Regions from separate parts of the Mus musculus genome. Here regions 2 and 3 are each linked to region 1. The links are chromatin loops, found by intact Hi-C in ENCODE. Cell type or tissue: heart. All regions are shown on one strand.

Region 1 (8,000 bases):
ACAATTTTCAGTCTTGGATCTAAGTTCCTGGACCTGAAACTTTTAATGGCTCTATTAAAATATAATTGGCATATAATGAACCGCCTAATACTTCAAACACACAATTTGATAAAAATTGCTATAAGCAGATTCTAAAGCTCTCTTATTTGAAAATGTGCATACAGATTGGTCACTCACAACTCTTTCCGCGTGCTCACTGATGTAGTCTCTTTCTCCCTTCCCATGCTCTCTCTATAGCCCAGGAGAGTACTGATTTTGCCATTACTGTGTGATATCATTTCTAGAAATGTAAATGAATCAACACAATTTTTCCAAGGCCTTTTCTTGTGTGTGGCTCTTTTCACCAGAAAGAATCATTGTGACCCTGGCCCAGGTTTGTGGGTGGCACTGATTTATTTTGCTAAGTAGTATTCTGAGTACAACATAATCTATTCATTCACATGGCGAAGGGACTTGTTATTATTTTCAGTTTTAAAAGTAAAACTGGTTTAAAAATAATAACAATGTAGTAAAAGGGGAAGCATACAAATGCAGGAGCAAAAATGACAACAAAATCCCACAAACCAAGCAACTAACCAGAAACAATCACTAAGACACTGTATTAGAGCATCTTCTGGAATCTGAAGGGTACACACACACACACACACACACACACACACTCCTCACTCATCCCTCACATAAGCACACATTTACACCTCCACAATCACAACCCCATACATTTACTCACCCCCCTACACACACACACACACAAAACTCACCCCCATACTCAAACACACCTCACACATACACATACACATACATTCACACCTTTCTTACTCATACACACCATAGATACACACACATATACATACATTTACCCCTCCCCCACAGTCATACACACTTCACACATACATACTCACCCCACATACATTCACACACAGCCCACACATACACACACACTCATACCTCCCCCCCCAATATGTGCACATTCCCACACACATGTGCACACCCCCTACATGTGTACACACACATACATTTTCCACGTGTACATGCATACTCATATACCCCACACATATATATAGACATACATTCACACCTTTGTCACTCATACACACACCACATATACACACATTCATACCACACACATTCACACACACTCAAATCCCACACAGTAACATGCAGCCCACATATACATACACCCATACTCCCTAACTCACACCCCCTACATGTGTACACACACACACTCCCCATGTGTACATGCATGCTCACACACCCCACAAAGTGCGTGATAAGACAGTGGAATAGTGAAAGGAAACATGAGGTCACTGAGCGATAATCAGTAAGCAGCCCAGAGCTGGGCTGTGCAGCTCCTGGCCTGGGGAGGGGAAGTGGAAACCTCATCCAGAAGGTAAACCAGATGGCCCTGGTGAGAGTCTGGCAGTCCTATCCACAGGACAAGCCTCAAATGTCTTTGGGGTTCCTGTGACACAGAGACCTACCTTTTGGCAGAGGTCAGCAGAGGAGAGGATGCTCATTTGCCACTTCTGTCCCGGAGCCCTCCGTGTGGGTGCCAGTTTGAGAGGGAACCTATAGACTATCCCAAGGGCCTGATAACAAGGAACAAACAAACTAGGGAGTCTGTAGTCAACTGCTATGTCCCCAGAGTGGACAGATGGCTGCATGAAGCTGGCATCGTTTGAGGGAGAGCTGAATGTGCTGACATGCTGAGAACTCAAGTAGCAAATGGTTTAGTCAGGAAAGGGCTTGGGGGCCCCACCCTCTTTGTCAAGGAGCAGATACTGAGGTAGCCTCGATCTAGGCATTGAGTATCCTCCTCCATTCCTTCCCACTTTATTCCCTTGAGACAAGGGGGAACTGAACCTGAGACTATATTTCAACTAGGCCGATGGCCACCCCAGCAGGTCCCAGTAATTCCCTGGCTTCACACCCTCCCTCCCAGCTAAGGTGCAGGGCCACCCCTGGCTTTTTATGTGGGTGTGGAGGATCTAATCTCAGGTCTTTGTTCTAAGCCACAAGTGGGTGCTGGGAACTGAACCAAGGTCCTGTGTGAGAGCAACAAGTGCTCTTAACTGCTACACCATCATTCCAGCCCCTAGATCACAGTTCTTAACTACTTACTATCTTATGTGTCTGAAAGCTTGATCTACTCAGCAATTGCGCTATATCTTATCTTTTCTTTGCTGCTGGTAAATGTTATCATCCAAAATGCATTTATATAGCCTCTGTTATTTATAGGCATGGCACAGTCAGAGGGGAAAGATAGTACCTACTGAGAAAGAGCAGGGGCAAGTGTGTAGATGGCAGTGCTGAGGCAGTTCAGCTACGAAGTAGGGGCTTTGACACTCCTAATACTTCAATAAACAGTTTACCAATTCCATGATAAACACTATTAAAAACTATTAAACTATTATTTTAACTATTAGTTAAAAACTATTTGGCTTGAGAGGCCAGAAGAGGACATTAATAACTTTTTATCACTTTGATATATATTTTCCTTTTCATATTTCTGAATGACATGTTTTATTACCGTTACTAGTTTAAATAGTAGCTTGCCTTTTTCTTCTGGTCTCAGTGTGACATAACATAGCAATGCTTCATCTTTCATTTGGCAGAAGCTTAAACACACGAACACATGGATTTTTGGCGTGTCCAAGGTGTTTCATGTATGTGTGATCCTGTAATGTGCTGGGCTTCAGACAGCATGTGTCAGCATGCTAGAGACTTCATCAGCTCACCTCCTCCTGGCGGGCTAACACACGCTCACTTAAGTACAGCTGCTTATCTTTCTTCCCCATTAGCTCCCTCATTTCTTCAGCAAATAAAAACGTTCTATCTTTAGCTCCAGCATCTTTCCTAGGTTCTGATTCACAAGTGGCACACAAGTGTTAGTATTTTGTTGTGTTGACATCACATCAAATTCACTACAGTGTAGCATCTTCTTCCAAGTCGATTCCAAGCTTCCCAACACACTACCTTGGGGACCATCCCATAATATTCTTTCCTTTAACCTTGCTGTCCTGCACACTTCCTACATTACAAAGACCTTTACACATCCCCTGTCCCATTGACCCTTCCTAGTTCTCACCCTGGTCTAACCATAACTTTTCCCTCTGACACATCCATTATCACCTGTGTCTGATTTTTCTTTCAAAGCTAAGGTGGCTCATTCAGGAAGAAGCCTTTCCTGACAGTTAATAGTTTACACCGAGTCCAAGTCTTGTCTTAACTCCCATGGACTGTGGTGTGTATACTACTAATGTGACAGTGTGCACTTCATTGTGCTGCTTTCTATTCTTTTTTTGCATGGGAAATGCTTTTTGAAGAGAATTTTGTGAGAGCAGAGACTCCAGTGTAGTCAAACAGGTGAGCTCTAGGTTGAGTGAAAGACTGTCTCAAAATGTAAGGTGGGGATGGATAGAGAAAGACACCAGCATCGACCTTTGATCTCTTCAAGTACACACAGGTAACACATACTTCTTCCCCCACCCCCAATTCACCTCCCCCAGCAATACTCAATATTTGTTTTCACTTATGTCAGAGTTGGTGTCTACAAAATGGCACAAATCAAAAGCAGGGTGTGAGGGAAGGAGGGGGATATTATTTTTGGCAAATGTGGGAACGGATGGTTCAAGTTGCCTGATGGGGCATGTAGTGTCTATTCTGGGACGGAGTTTTTTTTTTTTTTTTTTTTTTTTGGCGGGTCAGGGACAGGGTCTTGCTGTGTATCTCAGGCTGACCCTCTTACTCTCCATCCTCTTGCCTCAGCCTCCCTAGAGGTGAGAATGTCACCGTGTGTAGCTATTGCTGCTCATAGGCTCAACCCAGAGGCTCTAGAAACGGTTTCTCACTAGAAGTAACTTCTCAACTTTACTGGGGCAAGTAGTCTTTGCTTAGCTCTAAGAAAGTAGGCTGGCTGCTGTAGGGCACTGACCCAGGAGGAAGACCTGCCACTCGGGATGAGGACTGGCCAAGGGCTCGCCAGTGCGAAGAGCGCAGGAGCCGCCCCTCACAGGAATCCGTGGGCTAAGCAGCCGCTCAAGCTTTGGCCGTGGTCCCGGGAAAGAGGAGCAAGGGGCTTTCCACCTGCCCCTGACCTAACCCCAGCCGCCAGGCTTCTCGAATTCCAGGGCTTGCACCCCGCCTCCCGCAACGTGGCAGTCTAGCTCTCCCAGTCCCGCCCCTCCACGATGACTCCGCCCACCACTCCGCCCCCTCGCCTTACGGGCTCGCTCCCGTGAGCGCCGCTGGGAGCGCGCGTGCTCCTCGGGCTGTGAGTGCGCAGGCGCATTCGCTGGTTCTCTGCGGGCGCCAATTCTGGAGAGCAGAGGCTGGTAAGAGCCTGGGGTTGCCGAGGTCTGGAGGCGGCAGGCGTCGGGAGGTCCCGGCAGCCGGCTCGAGCGGGCTTCTCGGGGGCTTGTTGGGAGGTCTCGCCCATCCCCGAGATCCCCGGCGTGTGGCTGTCCTGCAGAAGTGACGCGGCCTGGCCGGATTGGCCTCGGCGACCCTGTCCCCGCCGTCCTGTGGGTCTGTCCCTCCCGAGGCTGATGTCCCGAGGGTACCTTAGCAGGAAAAAGAAGTCTGGGACTTGACGGTCTGGCCCCTTGTCGGGATGTGCCTGCTATCTGTGCGTGGCCTCCTGAGAAAGTTGCTGAGCTGCTCTTGCAGGTGGCACAGCAGTCGCCTGCTGTTTAAGGGGGAGATAGCCCGAATGGTGGCACTGGGAGGCAGAGGCAGGAGGATCTCAGGTTTCCAGGCCAGCCTGTTCTACATTGGAGAGTTTTAGGCTAGCCAGAGCAACACGGTGAGACCTCGTGTTTCACTGTGTTTCACACAGGACTTCCGAAAATGTAGTATCCCTCACTCTCTCCTCCCTTCTCCTGCCCACATTTGTCCACCCCGACTACCTTCTCTAGTCAAGTGGGTTCCTGCTTTCTGCCAACCGAACTCTAAGGATGGAAGGACATTGAAAGGACTAGAAATGATCTTTGCTCGCATAGCAATTTTGTTCTGAATAACAAGTGAATGGCATTTCCTCATAAGCTCGTTTGTTGGAATAACATGCTTGCAGAACCATACTGTACATAATTCTACTGGAACTTGTTGCTCATCACTCACCCAGGGAACGTATCTTTTTCTGTTTCTCAGTTCAAATAACAATATTCATTTCATCTCACAAGACCTCTCCAGAGAACCCCCCTCCTCATTAACCCTACCCCCTTAGGTAATTTTTGTTGTTGTTGTTTCTGTTGTTGATCTGTGGCTTTAAAAATGTATGGTTAAATACAATGCAGGGTGTTCTTTCAATTCTTTTTTTTTTTTTAATTTTTTATTAGGTATCGTCCTCATTTACATTTCCAATGCTATCCCAAAAGTCCCCCATACACTCACCCCCACTCCCCTCCCCACCCACTCCCCCTTTTTGGCCCTGGCGTTCCCCTGTACTGGGGCATATAAAGTTTGCAAGTCCAATGGGCCTCTCTTTCCAGTGATGGCCGACTAGGCCATCTTTTGATACATATGCAGCTAGAGTCAAGAGCTCCGGGGTACTGGTTAGTTCATAATGTTGTTCCACCTATAGGGTTGCAGATCCCTTTAGTTCCTTGGCTACTTTCTCTAGCTCAATTTATTTATTTTTTTTATTAATTTGTAGTACCATACATGTGTGCTGGCTAGTTTACTGTCAATTCGACAAGCTAGAGTAGGAAGCTTTAGTTGAAGAGAACTTCAACTAAAAAAAAAAAAAATGCTCCCGGGCTGGAGAGATGGCTCAGTGGTTAAGAGCACTGACTGCTCTTCTGAAGGTCCTGAGTTCAAATCCCAGCAACCACATGGTGGCTCATGACCATCTGTAATGAGATCTGACGCCCTCTTCGGGTGCATCTGAATACAGCTACAGTGTACTTAGATATAATAGTAAATAAACCTTAAAAAAAAAAAATGCTCCCACCAGGCTGGCTTATTGGCAAGACTGGTGCTTTTCTTTCTTTTTTAAAAAATAATTTTTTTTCAGACAGGGTTTTTCTGTGTAGCTCTGATTGTCCTGGAACTGGATTTATAGACCAGGTTGGCCTTGAACTTGGAGATTTGCTTGCCTCTGCCTCAAAAATGCTGGGATAGGAAGCATGCGTCACTATACCTGATTGCATTTTGATTGATGATTGATGTAAGAGGGCCTAGTTCATCAGAGAGGCTCTGTGAAAGTGCCAACATGTAGCAGGGAGACGCTGACTGAAATCTAAAAATTAGTCATTTATTCTGACTCTTAAAGATAGTTCTGGGGGGGGGGGCCTGAGGAAGTTAACAGTTAAGAGTGCTTGCTTCTGTTATAGAGGACCTGATTTCGATTCCCAGCCCCTGCCTCTAATTCTAGCTCCAGGCAGTTTGCCACCTCTGGCCTCTGAGGGCACCTGCACACTTGTGGACTTACACACACACACACAAAATTAAAAAAGAATCTTAAAGATTCCTATAAGTACAGACCTGTCATCCTAGTGCTTAGGATTCTGAGGCAGGAGAACCTAGAATAAGGTTGGTGACCAGCAACACAGTGAGATCCTGTCTCTACATCTAAAATACTATCATCAGCCAGGCCGTGTTTGGACTTGAAGAGGAAGTCCTTCCTGAGAAGGCCCTTTGTGTTTGGGCAGCTCTCATTTCCTTAGACTGCCTCCTCGGTGTTTATCTACTTATATTGATGTTGGGTATTGAACTCTGGACCTACCACTGGCCTGCACTCCTATCACGTTTTCTTGCCAACAATCAACGTGCCTGTTAAATGTGCCATCATTCACAGGCCCATGCAGAACTGAGGGTGTTAGTTATCCATTGCCTTCTTGTCAGTGAGCACACACTTGATTCTACCCCTCCCCTCACAGTTAAGTACAGTGCTTTGAATGTATTTGAATTTACAAATTTTTGTTAGGTCTGGAGTTAGATTTTCTCTATAGTTGCTAGAGAAAACTTTTTGGGCTTGAGTTTCATCTGTCGTGTAGCTGGTCTTCCACCATTGTGCGTTTGGCCAGCTGGGGCGGCGTGATACCTCTGAGGCTTCCTAGCTTTGGTACATTCATGATGCTGATAATTCAGCTTATCAAAAGGCTTGGGGTGTTTGTTTGTTTGTTTGTTTGTTTGTTTTAATTTTCCTGAAGAAGTACCTAGAAAACCAGATGATCTGGAACAGAGGACAGTTCATCTAACCCAGTCGTTATGGCTCTCAGTTTGCTGTCTGTCACCATGATAAGCACCATAACCATGGCCAACCTTAGGGAAATGTTATTTTATTTTGTAGATTATAGTGAGAACTGAGGGCCCCTTCTCTCTCCCTCCCCTAGCCCCTCTTCTTTTCCCATGGCAACTTCCCTGGCCTTGGTCCTTGGGGCCAGTGAACTCGTTCACCTGAGAGCAGCTTCCCAATAAACCTGCCTTTAAACAAAACAAAACGATCCCCAAGCCTTTGTCTGTTTTACCGTTAGACACATTGCACTGAGTTTTACAGAACGGCCCTTTGCTTGCAGTATATATCTCAATCCTGAGGGACAGGAGTCCTCTGTAGCTCTCCCAGTCCACTCCGCCAAAGCCTCCCCACATTTCTGATGTGTTCTTTGTTGGGGTGCTGTGCTGAGTTAAATCTTGGTTCTTCCTGTTTTTCTCCCTAGGCTACAAAGACATAATCAAGTTTTCACTGTTTTGAAGCACAGCATCGTTTACAATCCTCTCAAGCTCCTAATGGTGACATCGCTTTGAAGAAGGAGACCCGTGACTGACTTTGGAGCAAGCATGGAGAGCTGGCCGTGGATGGCAGTCGTGGTCTTACTAGGACTTACGGTGCGGTGGACGGTCTCTCTCAGTTCCTACTCAGGTAGGAACTACACTGATCCTGTCTCAGAGATTGGGGAGTAGTCCTACTTGACTGAAATTGAGGAATTTGAGTCTTTATTGTTATGATTAAGGAAATATATACATCTAATTATAATGAAAAAGTGTAAGAGGTAAATATACTG
Region 2 (8,000 bases), 210 kb after region 1:
AACACAGGATCTGTACTATGGTCTGTCACGGGCTCCCCATCTAGGGTGAGTAGACATGTGTGTTGCCTCTCTCCAACAGCTCTTTGCCCATCTTTGCCTGAGCATTTACTGGCATGGTCTAGTACGGGCAACTGTAGCTATTGAGATTTCGTGATACAGGTCACACAGACTGGTATGTATGTATGTATGTATGTATGTATGTATGTATGTATGTATGTATGTATGTATGTTTTGCCCTGGGGCCAAGCCTGATAACCCGAGTTCTACCCCTAGAACTCATGCTGGAAGGAGAGAACAATCTTCTGCAGGGTGTTCTCAGGCTGCAGTGCTGGAGTGTGCGCACCTTACACACAAGTCAGTTTTAGAATAAGTCAGATTTGATCCTGAGGACAGTGTAGCCAAGTGGAGTGGATTACAGCTTCCAAAGAAGTAGGGGTCTCAGCTCCACAGATGCCAGGAAAACAGTGTTCTTAGCAATCTCAAGAGATGTGTCCAAAGCACTCAGCTCAAAACAGTTCTAAATTGTAGTTTATTGTTGCCAGAGTAGTTCACCAAGCAGTTCTTTCTCTAAGAAAGAAGCAAAAGCCTGCTCGCCTTATAAAGCCCAGGCTCCCTCCACAGTGCTGTCGCACATCAGCATCCTTCCATGGCAAGCACAGCTCTGTAAGCTGCCTGTAGCTGGTAGGTTTTGTTGACTCATGATGACAAGGACTTTCTGTGCTGGTTATGACTGGAGATAGTAGTGGTTGAGGGCAATCAGGATGAGTGCAGTTTGCAATACACGGCTACATGGCTACAGGCGATTGGACTTTGGGTATTTAGACTGTGGCATCTATGTTGATTTACCTTTAACACTTTGCCCAGCCCAGTCAAGACCATGATTTCAATCGTTTTACATATGCTGAGAATGTGGAACACAGCCAAATGTGGCAGAGTTCTGACTTAAAGAGTTTTGAGGTAATAAATGGGCACTTTCAATCACCGTGTGTGTGTGTGTGTGTGTGTGTGTGTGTGTGTGTGTGTGTGTGTGTGTGTGTGTGTTATTTTGGTACATAGCACTGGAAAAGTAATTCGAAGGGATTACATAAATGATTGCTAGGATCATAGGGGCTGTAAAGGAGACGCTGGATCTAGCCAAGATTGGCTGAGTCTTGCTCAGATCCGCATAATGGCTCAGTTAACCTGTAGGGTAAAAAACTCCAAGCTCACTTCTGGGTTTTCAAAACCCACCAATCCCTGGGCTCACTCCAAGCTCAGGACTTGAAATCTCAGCAATCCCCCTCCGCCCTGGAAATCTCCAACCTGGTAAACCCTGCCCCCAAAAAACCCCATACAAGAAGCCTGCCTCTGCTCAGTTCTCTGCTGCTTCTTGCCTGAGCACAGGCAGTCAGTCACCCTTTCGTGTCTTTCCCCGTGTATCTCTTGTGTGAGGTTTGTTGTGCAGTGTGACTCTGGTATTCCTTGGCTCCTGACTGCCAGGATACCTTCCCTTCAGAGCTGTAACACTTGAATTGGGGCAGTCTTTCCCCTTAGGGCTGTAACACTTGCATAAACAACAGCCCGAGGGATAATGCATGGAGGATGTATTAAGCTAATAAGTTTTAGATGGATTTGCTATGTGGCTGAAGCTAACTGCTGCATGTTCTGAGGTGAGAGAAGTACAGATCCAGTCTTAAGTGAACAGCTTCATCATACTTCCATAGACAGTTAAGACCTCGGGAAGGGCATGCATGGGTTCCGAGTCTGAGCCCAGCACTTTGTGTGATACCATTTGTTGAGTACTTTTTATTAGTACCTAGGTGAAAGCACTAATGTAAACTATATAAATCTAAAGTGGATGTTTGTAAGACTTGGAGGATTCTATGCTATATTTTCATTTTTGAGTTAGGTAATCTCAGTCACACTCACTATTCTACCTTTAACTAATTTTCTCACCTAATGAGTTTGAAAACACAACTTACTTTACAAAAATATGACTATAAGCTGTAAATTCTTAGGAAAATATTAGAAATTATGAGCAGCTGTCAGTTTCCACATAGCTACCACAGAAGCTCAATGACAGTGATTATAACCAGCTATGCTGTATACACATAAACTTCATATCCATATACCTATTAGCATTTGTTCTGAGGCAGAACTTACATATGTCAGCCAACCTCCCTGCTTGATCAAGAGACACCAATTAGCCACTGTGAAAGTATGAGTACAAGCTCAGTTCATGGGTTATCAGTATGTTCTAGTACTGCAACTGGAGAGAGGAGCTGATAATTTTAGGCTTGATAGGTTTTAAGTACAGTCTGATGACTGCATCAACTAATACTGATTTCACGTGGACTGTACTAAGCTGGGGTCATTTCAAGTCTGTATAGGTCTATGCCTCTATGGAATGTTTCTCTCTCTCTCTCTTTCCCTCTCTCTCTCTCTCTTTCTTTCTCTCTCTCTCTCTCTCTCTGGGTGTGTGTGTGTGTAGGAATACAGGCACAGTCATCATCACCACAACCTCTTTCTTGCAGAAATCCTTTTTGAAAGGTTTTACATTTGTTTAAGATGGACACTCACAGACTTAACTTTCTTAAAGGTATTTGTTTTCTTGGTATACTAAAATGACACATTTGTCAAGCAGAGACTCTTAACAAAAAAACAAAAACAAAAACAAAAAAAAACTAAGAAAGGCAGAAGAAAATATTCCTACCGAATAATCAAATCCTTTTTGACTGCCTTAGCTCTTGCTGTTTTCACAATCACTGGGTCCGCTGTCACAGTAATCCTTTGACGCCTTATAGCTGTATCTATGTTTATCTAGGCTGCCTTCAAAGTTTCCATTTCCTAGTTGTCAAACGTGATGGATGACAGACAGGCCAACCCTGGTAAGAGCCTGCCTGGCTTGTTCAGACCCAAACTGAGCTGAACTTCCTCAAGTGATGAAGGATTTTGTTTTGTTTTTCGAGACAGGGTTTCTCTGTGTAGCCCTGGCTTTCCTGGAACTCACTCTATAGACCAGGCTGGCCTCGAACTCAGAAATCTGCCTGCCTCTGCCTCCCAAGTGATGGGATTAAAGGCATGTGCCACCACCGCCCGGCGAGGAAGGATTTTATTATCGGAATTTCTCAGTGTTGTGAGCAGAAGCACGGAAAAATAAAACCCGTACTTTTGGAAGATCTAGAAACTATACACTAAACAAATCAGTTCTTCGGATATCCACAATCACTAATGAAGTAGCATGTGGCCCACAGCAAACACATAAAAAGTAGAAAGCTGAATATAACTTTGGGGTTGAGCCTGTCCTTGCAGAAAAAAAAAAAGTCGGAGGATGGCTTTTCTGTCTTTTAGACCAGCTTCTGGAATGTATACGTGACACTCTAGTCCAATCACAGTAACGTGCTGAACTCTTCGTCCTTGCACTATGATCGATAGATGAAGCTCTGCTCTCCAGTTAAAGAGCTAGTTTCTTTATATAGACCATTGGCTCAGGTAGAGATGTGTCAGTCGGGGAGACTCCGCCCCTCTCGACCCCGTGACCCGTCCCTCTTCCCAGGCAGCCGGACTTTGGCGAAGTGGGCGGGCCGTGGGCAGGCCCTGGGCCATCGTTTCCAGGGCAAGAGCAGAGCGGACCCTGAGCCCTCTGCAGCAGCCAGAGCCGCAGCCACTGTCGCCTCGCAGCCAACCGCCACCATGGTGAAGATCGTGACAGTGAAGACGCAGGCATATCCGGATCAGAAGCCGGGCACCAGCGGATTGCGGAAGCGAGTGAAGGTTTTCCAGAGCAACGCCAACTATGCGGAGAATTTCATCCAGAGCATCGTCTCTACCGTGGAGCCGGCGCTGAGGCAGGAGGCCACGCTGGTTGTGGGCGGGGACGGCCGCTTCTACATGACCGAGGCCATCCAGCTCATCGTACGCATCGCTGCAGCCAACGGGGTAAGGGACGCGCGGGCCGGGCTGAGCGTGTGCTACGTGCGGGCTTCTCTGGGCCGGCGCTTCCGTGCGCGCCACCATCCCGTCCCCGCCCCGCGCACGCTCCCTTGACCTTGGCAGTACCCCCGCCCCCACACCCCTATTCGGCTTCCCGTCCACCCCATCCCCCCACACCCCACGTTTCGCAATGGCTATGCCGGGGAAAGGTGAGCCCGCCGTGCAGACCCTGCGTGGCGCTGTGCTATTCTGGTCTGGGATTGGGGCACCTCCCGCTGACTCGAGGCCAGGTGTTGGGAGGGCCGGGGTGACCGGAGCACTCATCCCCCTGGGGCGTTAAGCCAGCGATCTGGGCCCGCAGGTGCCAAGCCTCTCTCCCTGCCCTCTGGTTGGCTTGGGAAAGGCGCTTCCTCCCCTGCCGGGCCTGCTGCCTGGGTTCAGGCTTTTGAAAAGTCCAGTCTCTGCTGGACCTGTTCCACCAAGGGGGCTGGACCTGAATTTTCATTAAAGCAATAACAATATACCCAAGGGCTCTCTTATGCAAGCTGTCCTGACAGGCCAGGAAATTAATGCAACGCCCCCAGTTCCGCCCCCTGGTTAAGAAGGTTAACTGTCTTAATTGAGCAGGTCCACTAGAGAGGTGAAACTTTTTTTTCTCCTATAAATCTGATGATTTGTAAATGTGGATTTGGAATTGGTTATTTGTTTCTACAAGATACTTTAAAAGAAGTTTTAAGGAACACGTTTTCTTTGTATATTTACAATAACATTGGACTTTCTCTCAGCTCCTCTGGGGCCCATTCCCTTCAACAATAACTTGTATTTCAACTTATTTCAAGCTGCCTTGCCAAGCACCGTGACAAACATTTCACTGGTGTGTCTCAAGAACCCTCTTGAAGCCCTATAAGGAAGACGCTATTATGGGTACTTTAAAGTCACCGAGGAGAGTACTAAAAAGCCTGGGCAGGTTAAAGAATTTACCAAAACTATAACGGGAACATTGAATCCAGCACGGACCTTCCGGTACCACTTGAGTGGCTTCTGAAAATCGAGGGACTCATAAATTGCAAGACCTTCTTTTTCCAGTTTTCAAGATCTAAACTGAGCTCTGTATGTAGACTTTCCTGGATGGGTCAGACATTGACAAACAGAGAAAGAAGTTGGGATTTGTATCTGTATGCCCAGGAGTGTTCAGACCACCACAGCTTTCCATGTGGGAGAGAGGCCGGTCAGCTCTGTGGGGAGGATCCCTTCAGCTCCACCCTTGCTCACAGGGGCCTCATTCAGCAGTCCCCTGGCCTATGCCCAGGACAGAGAATGGGTGGGGAAAAGGAAGGCTCCCAGGCAGGAGTGAGCCTTGTCGGTAGGAGCTTTTAGCATAGTGTGAGTTTTAGGGTTCAAATGGATTTCTGCCACTTTGGGAGTACTGTGGAGTGAGAAGGAAAGCGTGAAGACAACAACAGAAAGTTACTAAACATCATCACGCATTAGCCACTGGCCTGTTGCTCTTCCCTCTTTGGCCAAACTCTAATAGTTCCAGGATTCCTACACTGCCACTCGCCACCTTATCGTCGTCTAAGCCCTGCTGCTTCCGCCTCTCTGCTGAAACGCCCCCTCAGGGAGGGTGACTCTGCTTGCTCATTCCCTGTAGCACTGTTGTGGGCCTTTACCTATGCCCTGCATTTGGCTGACTTTGCGCTTAACAGTCTCATTCCTTGTCTTGATCACGCCACTGATCGTTCCCACCATCCCATGGCTCGCCATACTTATACCCTAGGTCTTTGTCCCCAGCTTGCTGCTCAGATTCTCTTAAGCATCGCTCCTCCCCAGGGGTGATTCCCTTAAGATCAAATCTCCATAAAGCAACTGCTCCTTTCTCATAGATACCACTAGAGTAGATTAACACAATTCCAGTGAATTTATGTTTGTAAGTCATATGTGCCCATTGGAGACTAAGCTTAAGACAGGATTGCATTTTACATGAAGGTCTTTCCTTGGTACATTCAAGGGTATCAGTCCAGGACCTCTGCAGTTAGCAAATTCTGTAAAAGATTACGTCTGTAAGAAATAAATTGTCATGGTCTGTTTTCAGCGTGAGGTGCAGTTAGAGCTCATCAGAGAGTGGCGGATAAGCAGGAGACCTGGGCCTTTCTCTGCTAGCTGCTAGCTGCTAGCTGGCATCTGCTTGTCTGAACACTCTGAAAGCTGAGAAGTTGCGGGCAGGCTGCACTTTGACTGTGCCATAATTAGAAAAGGGGGTATCTCAGGTCCCAGAGTACTCACCACCAGGTAGGGCTTTGCATTGTGAGCCAGGAGAACAGGGGCTTTGGGAAGGCAGGCATGCTAGAAGAACTGAAGACTGGGCCTCTCTGGAGCATTGGTCTATGGGAGAAGAGAGAACAGGACATGATCAAGAACTTCAGAAAACCCTGACCTGTGCCAAATCAGCCATTTTTGCCTTTTCTCAATGCTGGTGCCTCTGTCTGCAAAATGGTTTATTAAAAACTGCTTCACTACTGCTAGTCTCTCGAATTTGTTATTGTATAGTGAGGGTCCTGTAAGATGGGGTGCTTAATTGCTTATAATCCACACAGTTACCTTAAATCATCTTTATATTAGAAAACTAAATATGGCATAGACGCTGTGCTGTGTGAGAATACAATGTAGGTGTCACATTTGTCTCATATTACTTTTTTTTTTTTTTTCTAAACAGGGTTTCTCTGTGTAGCCCAGGCTGTCCTGGAACTCACTTTGTAGACCAGGCTGGCCTTGAACTCAGAATTTCCCCTGCCTCTGCCTTCCAAAGTGCTGGGATTAAAGGCGTGCGCCACCATGCCCGGCTTCATATTACTTTTTAATGTTTATTTGTGTATGTGCATGTATGTGGGTGCATGTGTCACAGCAAGCTTGTGGGGGTGGGGACAAGTGTGGGATGTGGTTCTTTCCCACCATGTGGGTCTTGTGGACTCAGGCTTAGCAGCAAATGCTCTGACTGGCTAAGCTATCTCACTGGCCTCTGTATAATATTTTATTCCATTATTTTTGTTCTTTCTGAATATTAACAGCCCTTGATTGGTTAAACCCAGGGGTGTGGACCTGGTGAGCAGAAAATTCAGACTGTACCTACAGTAATGTGGACCAAAGGTAGTACGTTTGATGACTCCTTGTCTGGTTGCCCTGAATGGTCAATCACCAATATAGACAATGTTGCCAGCACAGATACAAAGCCAAACCATGGAAATGGACTTCTTGTCCACAATCTGTACACTCAGGAAAGAGCTGTCTGAGCAGGCTGGATTCCAGAATGGGCCTGAAAATGTACTGACCCAAACATGAAGGCTTCTATGATCACCAATCATATCAGCCAGAACTTGACAACTTTGTTGTCTTCCACTTGGGATGAATACGTCAGTTTTGGCCTATGTTTATGTGGGTGCAGGTGTGCCTATGTGTATATGCACATATCTGGGTTTAGAGACCAGAGTGTTGTTCCTCGTGCACCATCTATACTTTTCCTTAGCACAAGGCCCTCTCACTGGCCTGGAACTCTGCACACACGTCTGGCTAGCCAGCAAGAGCACATCTGGCTAACCAGCGAGCCCTGCTAAGCTGTGCTGTATCTTTAGGGCAGCCCTGGCTTAGCAGAGAGACATCTTTGAGTCACTTTGTTATAGACTACCCGTTTAAAAGGTTTAATAACTTCCTGCTTCTTAATTATTCTTAGTTATCAGCAACTTTTGAATGAATCTTCAGTAGGCCGTACTTTCTGATTTTGAAATACCAGGCTGAAGGAGATAATGTCTTTTTTTACTTAGGATATCTTGGCTTCTGGGAGGGGTTGACCAGAAGAGATTAAAAAAAAAAAGAATTATTAAAATAAAAATAAAATAAAATAGAAACAAAAGCAGAATTATTAAAGAGAGGACATTCTTGATTTGAAAAACGTGAGACTGAGCTGACTGGACTCTCTCTGTCTCTGTCTCTCTTTGTCTCTCTGTCTCCCTCCTCCCCTCCCTTCCACCCCCCTCAGTGTGTGTGTGCGCACGCGTGTGCATGTTTTTATCTGGATACATGTGTATACATGCATG
Region 3 (8,000 bases), 55 kb before region 1:
CCCCAACCCCGCGGTCGCCCATGCCCGCGCCCTCCAGAGCTGCTTGGAGCCCGGCGTCCCGCGCTTGCCTGGACCGCTCCTGAACCCCACGCCCAAACCAGAGGTCGAGGAAGGCTGGTGAAGTGAGGGGGTGCGGCGTGGAGAAACCTCCGGGGTCGCGAGCAGTAGCTGTCTCCTCGTAGAGAAGCGTCGAGGACCGCAAGAGTTCGCGGAGCGCGGCTGCGGAGCGCAGCGCCCGCACCGCGCGATGCCAGGCCTCCTCGTGTGAGCTGACCCGACAGGGCCCCGAGCTACCTGTGCCCTCTCCCCCCCCCCCGGCTTTCTTTCGGGGGACACTCACACCTCCTTTGCCTGAGCTCCGCGGCCGCCCCTCGCGGCCCCCCTCGCTCTCTGCTCGCTCCTGGCCGCCGCCACCAACCCCGCGGAGGGATGACCCTCTCCGGCAGCGGCAGCGCCAGCGATATGTCCGGCCAGACGGTGCTGACGGCCGAGGACGTGGACATCGATGTGGTGGGCGAGGGCGACGACGGGCTGGAGGAGAAGGACAGCGACGCCGGGTGCGACAGCCCCGCGGGGCCTCCGGACCTGCGCCTGGACGAGGCGGACGAAGGGCCACCGGTGAGCGCTCATCACGGCCAGTCTCAACCGCAAGCCCTGGCACTGCCCACCGAGGCGACCGGGCCGGGGAACGACACGGGAGCTCCGGAGGCCGACGGCTGCAAGGGCGGCGAGGACGCGGTGACAGGCGGCGGTGGGCCCGGCGCGGGCAGCGGGGCGACGGGAGGTCTGACCCCGAACAAGCCCAAGAACAGCCTGGTGAAGCCACCCTACTCTTACATCGCGCTCATCACCATGGCCATCCTGCAGAGCCCGCAGAAGAAGCTGACCCTGAGCGGCATCTGCGAGTTCATCAGCAACCGTTTTCCGTACTACCGGGAGAAGTTCCCCGCCTGGCAGAACAGCATCCGCCACAACCTGTCGCTCAACGACTGCTTCGTCAAGATCCCCCGCGAGCCGGGCAACCCGGGCAAGGGCAACTACTGGACCCTGGACCCCCAGTCCGAGGACATGTTCGACAACGGCAGCTTCCTGCGGCGCCGGAAGCGCTTCAAGCGCCACCAGCAGGAGCACCTGCGCGAGCAGACGGCGCTGATGATGCAGAGCTTCGGAGCCTACAGCCTGGCGGCGGCGGCGGGCGCAGGACCCTACGGCCGCCCCTACGGCCTGCACCCCGCGGCGGCTGCGGGCGCCTACTCGCACCCCGCGGCGGCGGCGGCGGCCGCGGCTGCTGCGGCGCTCCAGTACCCGTACGCGCTACCACCCGTGGCTCCCGTGCTGCCGCCCGCAGTGCCCCTGCTGCCCTCGGGCGAGCTGGGCCGCAAAGCGGCCGCCTTCGGCTCGCAGCTCGGTCCGAGCCTGCAGCTACAGCTCAACACCCTGGGCGCCGCCGCGGCAGCCGCGGGCACGGCGGGCGCGGCGGGCACCACGTCGCTCATCAAGTCCGAGCCCAGTGCGCGGCCGTCGTTCAGCATCGAGAACATCATAGGCGCGGGATCCGCGGCGCCCGGGGGCTCGGCTGGGGGTGGTGGGAGCGGCGGCGGAGCCGGGGGTGGCGGGGGCAGTGGGGGCGGCGGCGGCGCGCAGTCCTTCCTGCGGCCGCCCGGGACTGTGCAGTCGGCTGCGCTCATGGCCACGCACCAGCCCCTGTCGCTGAGCCGGACGACTGCCACCATCGCGCCCATTCTGAGCGTGCCGCTGTCTGGACAGTTCCTGCAGCCCGCAGCCTCAGCCGCAGCGGCTGCGGCCGCCGCCGTGCAAGCCAAGTGGCCCGCTCAATAGTGATGAGCTAGTGGCCGGGCCGGACGGCGGCCTCTGGCAGCAGCCTGCTCTTCCAGGCGGTACGCCCTCTCTGATCCTGGTCCATCTGTCCTGGTCCTGGTCCTGGTCCCTCTACCCAATCCTGGACTCTGCTACCCGCCCCCGACTCCCCAACACTGACCAACAGCGGCCTCCATCCCCTCACTCACCTAAGCTGGCGGAGCAAACTCAACCCGCGTCCGCTGGGAATAACTTTCCGTACAGGTAAAACTGATAACCGAATTTCCAAAAATGCACCCCGACGGCGCCTGTGTTCTCAGTACTGTGGGGGTGGGAGGGACATTCTTTGTACATATTTGTATAAAAATCATTGACTTTCCTTTTGGGGTTTTTATTTTTTTAAGAAAATAAAAAGCAATTCAGTAGATTTAGAGCTTTGAACTTTCATATTTTTTTGAAGGTTCACTCTGCGCAGTTTTATCTGAGAAAAAGAATGTATAAAGACGTTGGGAGATTTTAAATCCAAAAAAAATTTTTCAAAAAGGCGAAGTGTCATTGTATTATAAAAGTCTGTTTATATATGAATGAATATATATGGTATTCTAAATGTTATTCCATCGTGTTGTACACAATTTTGTAAATAAATTTTTAAAATGCTCAGCCTAGTGTTTTAATTAGGTGTCTAGCAAATGGCAAGATTTTACAATGGAATTTGCATTGTCTTCCCCAGAAAATCTAGCAGTCTTAAGTAATGACCTTTTCAAACGTTGCAAATTCACAATTTGGGTGTAGAAACATTTGAATTTGAAAATGGAAAGAGCGTACTTAATTTAAATTATATTAATATGTGACTTTTCACATAACCAGGATAAGGATGACAATCCCATTCATATCAAGCCACTGTGAATGACTCGCAGCTCCTGCAAAGTGTGCTGTCATTAAAAATCTAGGCAAAAGCAGCCTTGTTCATTTTAAAGAACATTGGTCGAATATAACCCCCTAGGCAAACTTACAAGGAGTCTTTGGTCATTTGAATTGTCCTTTCAAGAACAAAATTCCAAACATCTCGTATTTTAGCATTTAAACCTCGGGTTTTTGGAATTCCTTTTCATCCCTTCATTGGAAATGCTAAATCTCATTGATTTTTAAACTCACATGGTACCATTTTGGCCTTTGTATTGAAATAGTATCTTGCATTACGATGATAGGCAATAGATCGTAGGGTTTTGTTTTTTGTTTTTCCCAGAAAAATATCAAGTAAAATCCCTCTTTTTCCATTGCAATTATCAACTCACATAACTAGATATCTAGAGGATTCCCGAACCGGTAACCCCTCCTCTCGAGCCTTTCAGAAGGCCAAGGAATCATAATACTCTTCTAAAGCCAGGTGCATGTTACCTCCGCCCTTTTTTTCTACCTTAGCCAGATTCATGCTTTTTTTTTGAGAGAGAGAGAGAGAGAGAGAGATCTAAGGTAGGAGTAGGAAATATCCTTGTAGATTATTTTAGGTATGCATTTCAGCTGTTTCAATGTTTTAGGTTAAGTAGAAATGAAAGGTCTAGACATGGGAGGTCTGTTGGGCCACCACCAGCATACCCTCAAACGGCATCAATTCTAATTATTTTGTAATTAATTAGCTGTTACAATTACTTATGCGAAATCAGTTTTTAACTCCGAAATCATAGGTAGCAGCGATGTCAATTCCACCCTGCGAGCGTCTTGTCGGTAAAACCCAGCAATGTCAGCAGTCGTGTCCACTCCTCGCTTCCCACTCGGAAGCCGAGCCTTTTTCTCGGCGGCCGGCGTGGGCTTGGGGGTCGCTCTGAAAGACACTTCCTCGCATATACCGACTCTGTTTTCCTGGTAAATGATAAATGCTGTGTCCTGAGTAAACATTCCGCCGAAAGCGGAGTCTTAAAATAAAACAGGCTGCTGGGGTGAGAGTTTTTAACTTGATAAACAACCCGATAATGAGCCCTGCTGAAGAAGCTACTGTAACGTTCGGCGAGGAGAGCTTTACTTCGGGCGGGTCCCTTCTAATCTCCTTTTACAAGGAAAACTAAACGGATCTAAATTGGTTTGTGCGTTGCAGCTATAAAAGTCACAAGTTGTTTCACAGTTGTGTCTGGCTAATCGGTTTTTACACAAACAGCAAATGGTACACGATTTGTGCAAACACACAGAGGTTACTTCTAAATTTAGCTGGCACCCCTGGGAAAAGAGAAAGGCAGGGCTTCTTGAATTCACTTTTAGCCTCAAGAAGCTGCTGATCCAAGGCTTCTAAATGACATTGGATAACAGGGGCCTCATTCCATCCCTGATCCTTTGTTACTTATAAAATTACTCGCTCATATTTCCGCGCATAGCAGCAATACCGGCCGAGCCTGAGCACGCAGCCTGACACTCGGACACAAGCTGCCGCTTGAGATCTGCAGTGCCTTTTCCAGCGACGCATTAGGCAGCGCGGTGTAGAAACCACGGCAACTTTCCTTCCAGCCACTTTCGCTCTATCAACAACAGCCTCTTCCCCGTGTAGTTAGAGGATGGGACATCTCATGCCCAAACACCAGCGGCCAGTGTTTATTGAAAGTCCTGATGTAATACCGGGAAAGTAGAGCCCAGCCATACCCTTGGAAAAGAATTGAGCTTACGCTGTTTAAATGGTGAAGATTTAGAGAAGACGATGAAATTTTTTTTTTAAATGTAGATAAATGTACTCAAGCACTTAGTAGGTTGGAGCAAGCTTTAAACACAGGTTTGATGTTTTTAGACACGCGATAAAAGGTGATGAAATCCCTCTAAAACTGGGATTTTAAAACAGTGCGATTGCCACCTGCTTTTTATTACAGCTTTAAAAAAAGAGAAATTAAAAGAAAAAAAGGGAATAAATAAAGGACACAGGTTGGGTATAAAGGAAAGATGCTAGCCTTTTAGTTACACTCCGATTTAAGCATTCATTCTTCGCTTCCTCAGGCAAGGATTTCCAGACATTCAATTCACTCTCGAAGCCTGGGACTCCTAGTGTGACCTCGGGGTGGAGTTCCCAAGTAGGCCTCTCACCCAGTCCCTTGCGGGAATGTAGGGAGGATTCTGAAGGTTCAGGGGAAAAAAAAAAAAAAAAAAAAAGTGAAATGCTCATACTAGCTGAGCGGAATGTAGCTGCGATGGCGGATGTGGCCTGTAGGGGGCGACGAACAGATGGAAAACTCCCGAGCTGTTTTTGAAGCTCCAATGCCAGACCTAAACCCCTCGCCCCCAACCCCTCCCCAGACCTTTTCCTAGCCAGGCTCTGAACCAACCCCCCCTGACACCATCCTTCATTCTCAGGTCCTGGAACTACTAGGTCGAATCTCTGAGAAGCTGCTATCCTTGGCCGGTGTCCTGAAAGGGATAGGGTCTGGAGGCGAATTTGTCCTAGAAATTATGAAACAGTGAAATTTAGTGATGAGAAAACACTGTCTCGGAAGCAACTAAGAATTATATTTGAAGTTATTTATTTTACACGACTTTATGGGAAGAACCTTAGTAGCGAAGAGAGCACGGAAAGCGGGGGGGGGGGGGGGGGGAGGGGGGAGGCGGAGGGGGTGCGTTTTAAAGCAAGTGCCGTGAGAACTGACCCGAAGAGAATGAACTGAAAGAAAGCCAGCTACAGAGACATGAGTCTATGCAACTCCACCTGTGTCCCGGGAGGTGCAGGCTACAGCAGGATCCAAATAGTTGGGGTGGGATGGGGGTGGGGGAGGCAGCAAGGTGAGAGAGGCCTCTCAGAAGGCATTCCAACCAGGTATATCCTTTAACTTTGGCCAAGCAGCCTGTGTTTTGATTTTGGTTTTTTTAAATCTCCCAAATTGTTTGATTCTACCTGCAGAATTAGGTTTGTGTTAGTTGAGGGCGGGGGGGGGGGTGTATAAACTGTGAAGTGCCCCACGGTCACACCGATCTCTCTCCTTTTCCCGCCCCCATGGTCTCTAGACAGAGGAACAACGCTGCTCTAAACACCCAGGTGTTCGCCTTGGTTTTGAGCGTCTTGATTTCATATGTGCAAGAGTTTTCCAGGATGGGTCACAGAACCAGTCCCAGCACCCTGTGGCAGCTCAGAGTGGCTTGTCCAAGATTCCAGTCTCAAATCGTCCTGGACGCCTGTGCTCTGGGAGGAGAGTACCCACCCTCAGATCCACACCGCTGAGGGGCTATAGTCTCCTTTCCTACTAAAGAGGTTGCTTCCATTAACTAACCTGGGCAAGTTGGGAAATGGAAGACCTGCGCTGACAGAAACCCATTAGCTCCAGGCCTAGCTTCGGAGGCGAGTTGAAGATAATCACATCGCAAAAACGCCTAAAAAGACCACCCTCCTTCGTCGCCCTCTAACTGTTGGCTGGGTGGCACCTACAGCCACTTATTCTCCACCGCCGCCCCCTTCTCATGTCCTTTTATGAATGGACGAGCCATTCTTTGCTCTCTGGGGTAAAACTAACCAAAAAGGACTCTGTACCAAATAGTATTTGAAAAGAAACATAGGACAGACGATCACAACCATCCCGGTTTTATTTATTCACATGATGTTTTACATCGGAATTTCCCTAAATTACTCTAAGGATTACATTTTCCCTACATTTTGTGGAGAATTAAATTAGTCCACTTCCCTGATTTCATCATAAAACCAAAAGCTGCTTTCCTCAGAGGACTTTGTGTTTTTGCACACAGGTCCATCCCGCCAGGGGTGGGAACCAAGGCGATATCATTTCCTTTCAAAGCTCACACCTAGAATACGGCTTTACAGCGAGTGTCAAGGAGACTCGTCCCCTTCACACATACATAGCTACAGAAGACTCCTTGACTTGCCCAAAGTCAACCACCAGGCCAAGCTGGTCGAAGTCTCGAACACGAAGGAACGTGTTCCTTGCCCGAGGACTGCGCCATCTGGGGAAAAGAAAACAGCCGGCCCTGGGGCAAACGAAGGTGGGAGCTGGAGAAAAAAAGCTAAGAGAAGCGCCAGGCATGGGCAGCTGTGGAAAGGGAGCAGCAGACTTGGGCCTTGGGACCTTCCTTCCACCCCGGGTGCCTTCCCTTAGCATCCCGGGGACCGGTGCCTCGGGTACCGCACTGAACAGCTCTGTCCGGACCGACGGCGGCTTGACCTTTCCGTGAGAATTTAGAGGGGAGAACGCGGAGACTTAGGCCAGAAGCTCTCTTGGCCAGCTGGGCAAGCAGCCCAGCCACATCGCTGCAGGGTCAGGAGTGGATGTCATCGGTGCCCGCCACCTGCTCTCTGCGCATCACTCCCCCTACATCAGCCTCCAGGGTTCCAGCTCCCCCAGCCTAGAAGTGTAAATGGGAGAAAGACCTGGAACGCATTAGGAAGGCTACCCAGCGCGGAAAGGCACCCACTGTGAAGGTGGTGTGGAGAGGGATACGCAATTGGCACAAGCCCTCTGGCTGAGTCCTGCGTTGTCCAGCTGCGTGCGCTCAGGAGGCAACCGATGGGAGGCAATTTCCCCCAGAGTCAACCTTGCAGCAGAAGCCGCAGCTGGGATCTCAGGTAAGTTACCATGCTCGGCTATGGCTGAGGGTCTCAGAAAGAAGCACCCTCACTCCACCATGGCCCGCGCCTGTGGGGCCTAAAGGGACCCCGCATTAGAAGAGTCTCGAGAAGCAACTTTTGGTTCCTTTTCTCTCAAGACACCTCCCACTCCTCTCAACAAACGGTAGACAAGACTCAGTCTTCATCTAAAACACACCCTTTGTCCTTGTTACATCCTTTTCTGCAAAGGGCGTATGTCCGATTCATGGGGAATTTTTCACTAATACAACCTCAGGCACTAAGTTTTCTCATTGCTCTCAGACTTCACCCCGGAACGCAGCGCCCCCTCCAGGAAGCCTTCCTCAACCTTCCAATTTAGGTTAGTCGCTCCTTCTCTGAGGTCACCCATGCGCAGTAATGACTCAGCTATTCATTCTCTGGTTCTCTGATGAACCCCTTACTACCTAACACTGCTGGACACAAGGGGAGCATTCAGATTAGAAGCATCTGACCTCAAACATGGGCTTGGAGACTCTGAGCTGATCAAACCAGGTCTTAAGAGTTGGAAGGAGGGGCTGGGGAGATGGCTCAGCGGGTAAGAGTGCCCACTGCTCTTCCAAAGGTCCTGAGTTCAAATCCCAGCAACCACATGGTGGCTCAC

Evidence for each region. Peaks named below come from ENCODE experiments on the same cell type or tissue, not always from the same donor. Only the 100,000 strongest peaks of a DNase experiment are listed, where the experiment ranks them.
Region 2: it touches region 1 in a loop (2.1-fold over the local background); 3 of 42 quality-filtered maps call a loop at or near these places.
Region 3: it touches region 1 in a loop (4-fold over the local background); 8 of 42 quality-filtered maps call a loop at or near these places.

Annotation. Positions count from the first base shown.
Region 1 is chr4:99,711,376-99,719,375 of GRCm38, forward strand. It overlaps Alg6 (asparagine-linked glycosylation 6 (alpha-1,3,-glucosyltransferase)), which reads left to right and starts at 4,255. Exons shown (of 15, transcript NM_001081264.1): 1 at 4,255-4,331; 2 at 7,656-7,858. The coding sequence starts at 7,777. In heart, a CTCF peak has its summit at 4,221; a DNase peak (open chromatin) is centred at 4,236; H3K4me3 peaks cover 1,558 bases; H3K27ac peaks cover 1,273 bases.
Region 2 is chr4:99,925,894-99,933,893 of GRCm38, forward strand. It overlaps Pgm1 (phosphoglucomutase 1), which reads left to right and starts at 3,558. Exons shown (of 11, transcript NM_028132.3): 1 at 3,558-3,918. The coding sequence starts at 3,673. BC062258 (a long non-coding RNA gene) reads left to right here and starts at 3,925. Exons shown (of 2, transcript XR_003955079.1): 1 at 3,925-4,121; 2 at 4,752-6,434. In heart, no CTCF peak of the experiment used is centred here; DNase peaks (open chromatin) are centred at 3,558, 4,038, 5,208 and 6,148; H3K4me3 peaks cover 3,463 bases; H3K27ac peaks cover 4,321 bases.
Region 3 is chr4:99,656,196-99,664,195 of GRCm38, forward strand. It overlaps Foxd3 (forkhead box D3), which reads left to right and starts at 104. Exons shown (of 1, transcript NM_010425.3): 1 at 104-2,476. The coding sequence starts at 430. The coding sequence ends at 1,839. In heart, a CTCF peak has its summit at 4,993 (motif pointing right); no DNase peak of the experiment used is centred here; H3K4me3 peaks cover 3,219 bases; H3K27me3 peaks cover 5,942 bases.